Regions from separate parts of the Homo sapiens genome. Here region 2 is linked to region 1. A link is an interaction called in ENCODE POLR2A ChIA-PET data of the cell type or tissue named here. Cell type or tissue: MCF 10A. All regions are shown on one strand.

The links. ChIA-PET counts read pairs that join two places held together with the same protein. Peaks named below come from ENCODE experiments on the same cell type or tissue, not always from the same donor. Only the 100,000 strongest peaks of a DNase experiment are listed, where the experiment ranks them.
Region 2: POLR2A ChIA-PET joins it to region 1 with 7 read pairs; 1 of 35 experiments calls an interaction of 5 or more read pairs at or near these places.

The regions. Positions count from the first base shown.
Region 1 is chr5:158,380,366-158,385,365 of GRCh38, reverse strand. The region is part of intron 1 of LINC02227 (long intergenic non-protein coding RNA 2227); the gene reads left to right. Among named protein-coding and RNA genes, the nearest start is that of LINC02227, 27 kb to the left of the region's middle. In MCF 10A, no CTCF peak of the experiment used is centred here; DNase peaks (open chromatin) are centred at 155, 2,715 and 4,535.
Region 2 is chr5:158,081,803-158,086,802 of GRCh38, reverse strand. No RefSeq gene overlaps it. Among named protein-coding and RNA genes, the nearest start is that of CLINT1, 230 kb to the right of the region's middle. In MCF 10A, no CTCF peak of the experiment used is centred here; a DNase peak (open chromatin) is centred at 2,242.

The DNA.
Region 1 (5,000 bases):
GTGTCTCAAATTCCACATATGAGTAAGAGGGTCTGATTCACTCACTTAGTCATCACCTCATACAGAGCCCCTGCACTGGACAAACCTCTCAGGCCAGGCTACTTCATGGCCAGTGGGCTACTCAGCCCATACACTGGTGCTTTTGGCCTTGATCCAATCAGTTGTGTGCAGGGTGGCATGATTGCATGACAGAACATGGAATTGTAGAGGTCAGGAAGTGCTGAGGCTGCTTCTCTGAAATGGGGCTGAAAGCAGGGCAGGCACTCCAAGACTCATACACATTCTTTTCCAGTACATTCATCAAAATAATATTTGTGGTTATGACAGAAGGATGGGGGAAAAATAAATTCATTACAGTTGGATTTGGCTCCATGAGATGGAAAACCCCAAATTACAATGGTTTCAACACAGGAGGGTTTATTCTCTCAAGTAGAAGAAGTCTGGGATGGCAAGTCACAAAGTCATTAGAAATTCAAGTGCATTCTAACTTCCTGCTCTTCATCATAGCACATAGTATGGAAGTCATTATTTATGTTCACTAATACTCTTTTTCTTCCCTCGTTTTGGGAACATGATAGGACTTCACTTCCTTCCCCTTTGAATGTTGGTGTGTCATGTGACTTGCTTTGGAAAAGTGAACTATAAAGGGAAGTAACATGAATCACTTCTAAGCAGAAGCTTTAAGAGTCAGTGCACAATCCATTATACATCCTTCCACCTACTATTGTGATTTTGAAAGCACATGTTGAGAGAAAGCTGCCATCAGCCTGGGTGATGGAGTGACTCTAGTTAGCACAGGTTCTTTGTTGAAGTCTATTGGATATTTAGGTGAGGTAGAAATAGAATATCATTGAGGTTAGGGGACTGTTTGTTATTATAGCATAACCTGGTCCATTCTGACTAAATACATATAGGCATCATCAAAATCACTTCCTGGTCCACTATGGCTGCTAGAGATTTAGCCATCACCTTCATGTCCCATCAAGAAGGAAAACTAGAGAAGGGCAAAAGGGCCAAACTTCCTAGTGAAGTCATCTCCCTTACGGAGTCTTCCTGGAAGTCCCACACAATGTTTTAACTTAAATTGCTCAGAATTTAGTTACACAGCCAATGTATTGATAACTGGCTGCAAAGGGTTCTGGGTAATGTAGTCTTTTAGCAGCACATTGTTGCACTGAATGTAATTAAGGCTGAGTTTCTAAGAAGGAGAAAAAAGATATTAGATAATCAACCAACACCATCTGCCGTAAAATATGACCCTCACTTTCTTCTTTTATTTATATTTTCTTAATTTCTTAAATAAAAACTTTTATAATTTCATATAAGAAAAAAGTTATTGGGACCTTCTTATTTATTCATCGGGACAGCTCAAAGTCTCTCTTAATCACCCCCATAGAAGCCCAGTCTTTCCCCTCTAAGTTCTCCCTAAATCTCATATGCCCCACCCTTCATTTTCTGATCACATTTGCCATCATGTCATAGTTTCATACCTACCCTACAACAGATCCCCTGAGGGCAGGGCTCAGCTCTTATTTCCTTCAGTCTTCTAAGATTCATTTCATGTATGGTAGATGTTCTATATTGGAAGGAGGAAGGACAAAAGGCTATTTCTCAACTGCTATTTATTTTTATTTTCAAATCCCAAATTGGAAGCAGAATTAGCTAATACTTTCACCAGAGTAAGTATATTAAGGAAGTGCCTAAGTGCAAAGCACCACGTTCCTATCCTGGTCAGAGTTCAGACAGTAAACCAGCTTCACAGACATTTAAGAGGGGCAACAATGTGACTTCCATGGAAACATGGACAGGTCAAATCTAGGTATGTTTGAACTTAAGAGACATATGGACAGATTGTTCTGGCAGCTGACTGTCATGAAGACTAGCACAGGAATGTCATCCAGAAGATGCCAGAGCTTCCCTCCACACTGCCCATGCCTGCTGGCCACCTTACATGTGACACCTTTTTAGAATAAAGTGCATGATAGCATTTAGTAACTAAAGTCCCTGAAATTGCATCCAAGTAAATTTCATAGAAAATTTCAATCTACAGCAGAGTATTGTGGGAAGAACTTGATGTACTGGCATTACCCTCTAGGCAAAAGTGTTTCAAATAAGTAAGAGGAGACTGAAAAAAGTCCCACATAATTGGGGCAGGAAAGAGGATCCTTATTCTAGAATGGCAGTCCAAAATAACAAATCGAAGAGCTACCACCCTGAGTACTGTTATATGTGCTATGCACCAGGCACTAAGCTAAGCACTTTATATATATTGCTCATTTTATTCCTACAATGTCCCCATATGACTGGTAGTATTTTAACGCCTATTTCTAAAAATCAAGCTAACAAAAGAGCTCAGGGCTTTTAGGAGATCAGTTATAGTGATGGTCCCATTTAAAAGCCCCCATAGGCACATTCTTTGGTGACTTTGTGGCTCCTCTTATCAAGGGATTGAGCCTATTTTCCCATTTCTTGGATCAAGGCTGGTTTCATAATTGCTTTGGACAAAACAGTTTCATAGAAGCAACAGTTCTGAGCTCTGAGAACAGTGCTAGTTCTGAGTCTATATCTTGAGAGGGCTTGCATGCTTCTCTTGCCTCTCTTAAAACTTTGCTGCTGCATGTAAAAAGCCTGGGCAAGCCTGCTATATTGTGGAGGCTCACGGAGCAGAGATGAGTCATACTAGCTGGGATCATCTTCAACCAGCCAGCCCCCAGCTGACTCACCAGCTGACCACAGAAGTATAAGGGAGCCCAGCCAGGTTCAGCAGAACCACCCAGCCAACCCCTAGACTCTTGAGCAAAAATAAATGTTTATTGCTGTATGCCACTGAGGTGCTGAAGTTGTTTGTTAAGCAATATTATTGTGGCACTAGAAAACCGGTAAAGGGATAAATAAGTAACTTCCTCAGGGTCACCTACCTAGTAAATGGCAGAGCTAAGGTTTGAACCAAGTGTGTCTAACTTCAGAACCTGCCACATGTGCAGAAGACTCGAGAAAGAAAAAAACCCCTCTCAATATGAAAAGTTCCTCAGGATCTCCAGTCTCCTAGTCAGAGGCCCTGTGTTCCAACCTGGGGTCTCTCTTAAGTAGTCCAGGCCTCTGGACCTTGGTTTCTTTATCTTTAAAATGGGCATAATAAATATTTATTTTAACAAGATTCCTGTTAGCATCCAATGAGTTACCTGATGTGAAAGCATTTCACAAATGGCTATGCAGATGCTGACTGGGTTAATGATCAGGCACATCACCCTCTCTACCCCTGCCAATATTCAACTACCCAGGGCATCTCTGCCTGGAAAAGGCTTTGCCTGGAAGTCCTCCACACTTCTCCACTCAGATTAATTATGGAGTGTGGGTGTGCCTGTGGAGGAGAGGGTGTGGATGGTTTGTCTTTGCAGCAGCCCCACTGCTGATAGCAGAAAAGCTTTAGCTGAGTTTGAAATGGGATAAAAAGGGAGAGAAAAAAAACAACCAACAGCTAAAGCTGCTATCAAACTCACAGAGGCCCTTAATGGTGATTTAATGCTGGAAGATCTAGCTTGCCACAAGACTGTGACAGGACTGTATTTTTTTCTGTCAGGGTTAGGTGAGTGGTAGTGTGGCCGCATTTAAAGGCGACAGAGAGGGGTTGGTGGAAGGGGCATTAATCACGTACCTTGGAGCATGGTCTGGACTATAAGCGGAATTAAAGGGACAGGGAGACCAGGAGATGACTGAGGAATGACCCTTGGGGCTGAACATTATCAAGGAAACACAAAAAGGAGGGCAGATCCACCCTTTGCCTGCACTTACTCCTCTCATTTGTATACCTAAGATCCTCGTCCCTGCATCCCTCACACTAGTTCCAGCAAAGCCTTTACAGAGGCAATTTAGTGTCCCTGGTGGTTCCAGATGTGGTCTCAGCATGCAAAAGATCAGGATTCAGAAGCACCACATGCACACCTTACAGTGTCTAGTTAACTCTTCCTTTCACCTTTTGCACATCTAAATACTTTTGAAAAACATACTCAGATTTAATATTTAACCCCAGAAACTACCCAGTACTGTGCACATACCAGCATGCATTTGTTCATTCACTTATCAAACACTATTTGCACTGCCTATTATGTGCCAGGCACTGTGCTAGGCCCAGGGGATGCAAAATTGAGTGACATACGGTACCTGCCCTCAAGGAGAACCCAGCCCATCAGAGAAGCATAATTGGAGGAGAAGGCTTATTTGAACTTGGAAAATCAGAAACTGTTTCCTGGAGGAAGTAGCATCTGAGCTGAGGCATGCAGGATGAGGGGGCTGAGAAGCATGCACAGGCACAGAGGTAAGAAGCAGCATGGTGTGTGGGGAAACGGGTGTAGCTGGAGACACAGGGAAGAGAACCGAGGGGCTGGAGAAGAGTCTGAAAGGAAGGCAGGACTCAGTCACGGTGGACAGGTGGGAGCTTGTAAGCCAATTAGAGGAGTCTGCAGGTGGTGTGAGACCAGCAAGGGCTTAAGCAGAGAGGTATTATGGTTTAGTTTTCTCCACCTCTACGACTGGCACCACCCACCTGCTTGTGCCAAAAACCTGAGTCAACCTCGTACTCATCCACCTCCCTCCTTTCTCTGCATAGCCAATCCATTAGAAAATCCTATACATTCTTCCCCTAGTACACAGCCACTGGTCTTCACCTCACTGCCCCCATACCTCCCAAAGCCATCTCCTAAGAGCTCCCTACTGCCACTCTGGCGTATCCCTGTTCTCCCCTGCAGACAAAGTCTTCTTTTCTAAACATAAATCAGAAAGCATCTCTTTTCTGCTGAAAACTTCCCAAGGGCTTCCTGAGGGCTAAAATCTCAGCATCTATCTCCTTGTGCTCCACAGTGCTTTATGTAATCAGGCCTCTGCCCACCCCTTTGGCCTCCATTCCCTGAACCCGGGCTCACCCACCCCGCCCTGGCCATGTGGAAGCACCTGCCGCTCCTTCAATAACGGGCACTCAGGCCCAACTCACATCTCACTGCCTT
Region 2 (5,000 bases), 300 kb after region 1:
CAAGTGATACACATCTGACTCAAACTGGCTTAAACAATAAGGAATGTCACTGGCTCAGGCAAGGTGAAATTCGGAAGTGATGCAGGATTTGGGTGTGGTACCATCAGGGCTCCAGCTCTGTTTTCCTTGATTCTCAGCTGTGTCCTCCTCAGTAGAGAGATAAAGATCAATATAGATGATAGAAAGTATAGAAATAGATACAGATAGAGCTGTAGGTATAACTATGCATCTACTATTTCCAGGTTTTTCTATTCCTCTTTGTCCCCAAAATGTTTCTAGCTTTGTTCACTAGGTTTCTTCCTCTCTCCAGCTCTTTGGGACAAATTCTGCTAAAATCAGACTAGTTCCTTAGACTTCATGACATAAGGCAGCAGGGATAGATGAACAAAGGCTAGAATGAAGATGTCATGTTCTGGGAATTTTATAAAATTCTAGAAAAGGAGAAGCCACAAGGAATGAAGGAATTAGATGATTAGAGAAGAGGGTATTTTTTAAAAGAGCTTTTGTGGCAGACGTATCCCCTTCCTAATGTTTGGGAAACAGACTCTCCAATAAATGGTGCTGGAAAAACTGGATGTCTACATGCAAAAGAATGAAATTGGACCCTTAGCTTATACCATACAAAAAAAATTTAACTTTAAATGGGTCAAAATTTTAAATGTTAAGACTTGAAACTATAAAACTCCTAGAAGAAAGCATAGGGGAAAAGTCTTTGACACTGGTCCTGGCAATGATCTTTTGGATATGACACCAAAAGCACAGGCAAAAATAAAAATAAAAATAAAAATAAACAGTGGGATTATATCAAGCTAAAAGCCTCTGGACAGCCAAGGAAACAATCAGCAAAATGAAAAGGCAACCTACAGAATGGAAGAAAATATTTGCAAACCATATATCTGATAAAGGATTAATAATCCAAAATATATAAGGAACTCAAACAATAGCCAAAAAGCAAATAACCCAATTTAAAAATGGGCAAAGGATCTGAATGGACATATTTTCAAAGAAGACATACTAACGGCCAATAGTTCTATGAAAAGATACTCGACATTCACCATCATCAGGGAACTGCAAATCAAAAGCACAGTGAGATATTACCTCACATTTTTAGCATGACTATTATTTACAAAATAAGAAATATAACAAATAGTGAGGATGTGAAGAAAAGGGAACCCTGGTGCACTGTTGATGGGAATGTAAGTTAGTACAGCCATTATGGAAAACAGTATGGAGGCTCCTCAAAAAAGTAAAAGTGGAACTTCCATATGATCCAGCAATCCCACTTATGGGTATATATCCAAAGGAGAGGCAAACAGCATCTCAAGAAGATACCTGCACTCCCATGTTCATTGCAACATTATTCATAATAGTCAAGATACGGAAACATCCTAAACGTCCACCGGTACATGAAAGGATAAAGAAAATGTGGCACATACGTACAATGGAATATTATTCAGGTGCCATCTGTAGCAACATGGATGAACCTGGAGGACATTACGCTAAGTGAAACAGGCCAGACACAGAAACATAAATACTGTACGATCTTATTTATATGTGGAATCTAAAACAGTCAAATTCACAGAAGCAGAGAGAGAATAGTGGTTATGAGGGGCCGAGGGGAGGGGAAGATGGGAAGGTGATGGTAAAAGTGCACACGGTTTCAGTTATGTCAGATAAATAAGTTCTGGAGATCTACTGTACAGGATAGTGGCTATAGCTACCAATATGGTACTACATGCTTAAAATTTGCTAAGAGGATAGATCTTATGTTAAGTACTCTTATCCCAAAAAATTTAAAGAAGAGAGAAAAGAGCAGGAGGGGAAGAAAAAGGATATAAAGAAAAAGAAGAAAGAGGAGATGACAAAGATGAAAGAGAAGGAGGAAAGGGCAAGAGGAAACTTGAGGAGGGAAGGGATATGTTTATGGCCTTAATGATGGTGATGGTTACACAGGTGTATACTTATCCCCAAACTCATCAAGTTGTATATATTAAATATGCACAGTTTTCCAAAATAAAATTGGGTTTAATGTTTTTTTAAAATGTTGGAGCAATTCTAATAAAGAACTTGAGTTGTTTTGAATTGACGTTTTGGGGTTTTTAACTAAGTCCTTTGATTGCAACATAGCTCTGAGACTGGCCTATGTGAGTCCTGGCTTCAGTAGGGTTACACACCCACCCACAAACATACACACACATGCACACACACGGCATAAGCTCAACAACCCTGTTTCCCACACCCTTTAGGGACAAGCTTGTCGTGATCTGCTCCAATTCTGACCTTGTCCAGGCATGTCAAAAGGAAAAAGACTGGAATTTTGGCAAGCCACTTTTTAAAGGTCATTGACCTCTGGTTTACACTACAGTTCAAACCACAACTCTGTACCATAAATCATTATTATTAAAAGCAGCTTGGGTGCAGTGTAAAGGTCTTGGATTTATAAGCAAGAGACATGGGCTGAAATCACTGTTCTATAGCTCACTAGCTGAGTGATCGCTACCGTGTTTCTTAACATCCCTTTAACATCTGTTTAAAAGGCATCATAGTGCCAACTTTAACAGGTTACTGCAAAACTGTGGACTCCATGCATGTATGAGCCTTACAGGTAGAATATTCTTTATTCGTTTTTGTATTTTTAAGACATAGCTCATGGATGGCAAATACACAGTCCTAATGCTGTAACTCTCTATGCACGGAAAACAAAGCTAATAAATAATTGTAATTTTTGCCACAAAATCTAAAACATAGGCACATTAAATAAGGAAGTATTGTTGAGCAAATGAATGAATGAACCCAGTGCTCTAAGCAGTCACTACCAACTGATCAGAGCTGGCTCTTGAGAAGATGCACAATAGCTACCCTTGGTCCTGGCCTTTATTCCAACTTTATCACAATGTATGTAACTGATTGCTTACCCACACCCTAGCGATCCACCACCCATTTTTGTAAATAAAATTTTACTGGAACACAGCCATACTCATTTGTCTACATATTTTTATGGTTGCTTTCACACTTGTGTGGTAGAGTTTAGTAGTTATAACAGAGAACCATATAGCTCACAAAGCTTTATAATTTTAGCCTTTATTTTAAAGTTTGCAAATCCCAGCTCCAGACCATGACTACCTTTAAGGTAGAAGCTATATGCTTCATCTTCTTATCCCCAGCACCTAGCAAACAGACATGAAGGATAATTATTTTAACACATGTTGGGGACTCAAAGAATACTGATTACATATGAAATGATGCGTTCACTAGAATTAACCATTCAGATTCTTATCTGGGCTCTCAGGTGTTGAAAAACAAGGCAGTCCACATTCATCAGGAGAAGGGCCATGGCAAGCATCAGAGGCCCAAAGACAAACTGCCAAGTAGTGGCCTAAGGTATTTGGGGTGAGGATGTACAACTGAGGGCAAAAGGAGACCCCAGACCAAGAAGAGAGCATGCACAGAGCACAAAGGAGCAACTCCAAAGTCCAATCTGGTCTTCACTCTACTTCTGCTGAAAACGGGCACTGCCAAATAAAAGTCTTTTCATTGAGAACCTCAAAGTATCCTCTGTGGACAATTTACATCAAAATCATCTGAGGAGTTTGTTCACATAAAAATGCCTAGGAATTATCCAAGACTTAAGACTGCATAAACCCCAAGGGTGGAGTCCAGCACTCTGCCTGGTTAACAAGTTCCCCGGGTGCTTTTCCTACTCATTCATTTTTACAACCACTGACTTCAAGAGTATGCACTCTTCCCAAGTGAGAGTTCCTAACAAATATTTATCTCAGATGGTTCCCTTGTCACACATATTTTCATCTAAAGACTTAAGAGCAAGGCATTCTTCCTGAAGATCTGATTATTATCTGTTGAGAGATGCTTTTACTGTGTCCACACAGTGCCAAATGCCTGCTCAACCCAACCAAAAATACCAGGAGAAGGTTTGCCTCAATAACCTGGCCAGTCAGAAATTGATTGATGATCCAAGAGTCTCAAGAAGACATAGGCTCGGGGAGAGACAAGGGCAATGTGGGGAGTGTCCAGTGGAATGATAGTGTCTTATTGGAAAGTATCTTTTTCCCCAAAATAACCAAGATAAATGATTTGTGACTGTGACATAGGACAAAGGATTTCAGTATAACAGAGACGACTATGGAAAAAATGCAACTAGTAAATCACTCTATGGAGAAAAACAAAAAGGAAACAGTTCAGAATGAGTGCCTCCAGAGATAAAAATCACCTCTCTGAGATATTTTTGTGAAAAAAAAATTCCTTTAGAAATATTGGGAAATAATTTATGGTAGGAAAAAAAGGCCATTATAAACCAAATGGTCTTCCCACATGATAGCAAAGTATATATTTAACATGGGCTCGTTATACCTTATTTACTATCAATTCTAACTAGGTTTTCCTTTGCTGCCAAGGTTTAGCCCCAAGGGTGTTAAATCTAAAGCCAACCCATTCTTCTCAAGGCTGTAAACGTCCATGAAAGGGGTTACGAAGTGAAAATAGACTCCTCCCCTGCCCCTGCCCATGAGACTCATTTCTAGACTCTTCAATGGCAGCCATTCATTACTTGTGTGCCCGGGATATTCATACTACCTACCAACTATGCCCACTCAGACTCTAGAAGCAGAATTCAGAAAAAACATACATGCAAAAAATTTTTAAAGAACTGCAAAATGAGTAAAATGGCATTGGGAAAACTAAGTAATCGTCTGGGAAAATAAATAATGTTTAATTCCCAAATCACTCCCTATACCTAAAAGTAGTTCAGATTAATCAAAGATTAAACCAGAAAATATGTGGCCATAAAGGTTCTAGTAGAAAACTTGGGGGGAAATGTTATAATTTTATCATGGAGAAAGTATGTCTGTGTGTAACACAAAATTCAGATGCCAGAATGAAGTAAAGATGAATTTTACCCCACAAAATTCTACATAAAAGAAAATACTGGAAGAAGAAACAAAGATAAATAACAAACTGGAGGAAACTAGGTGGCAATGCATATT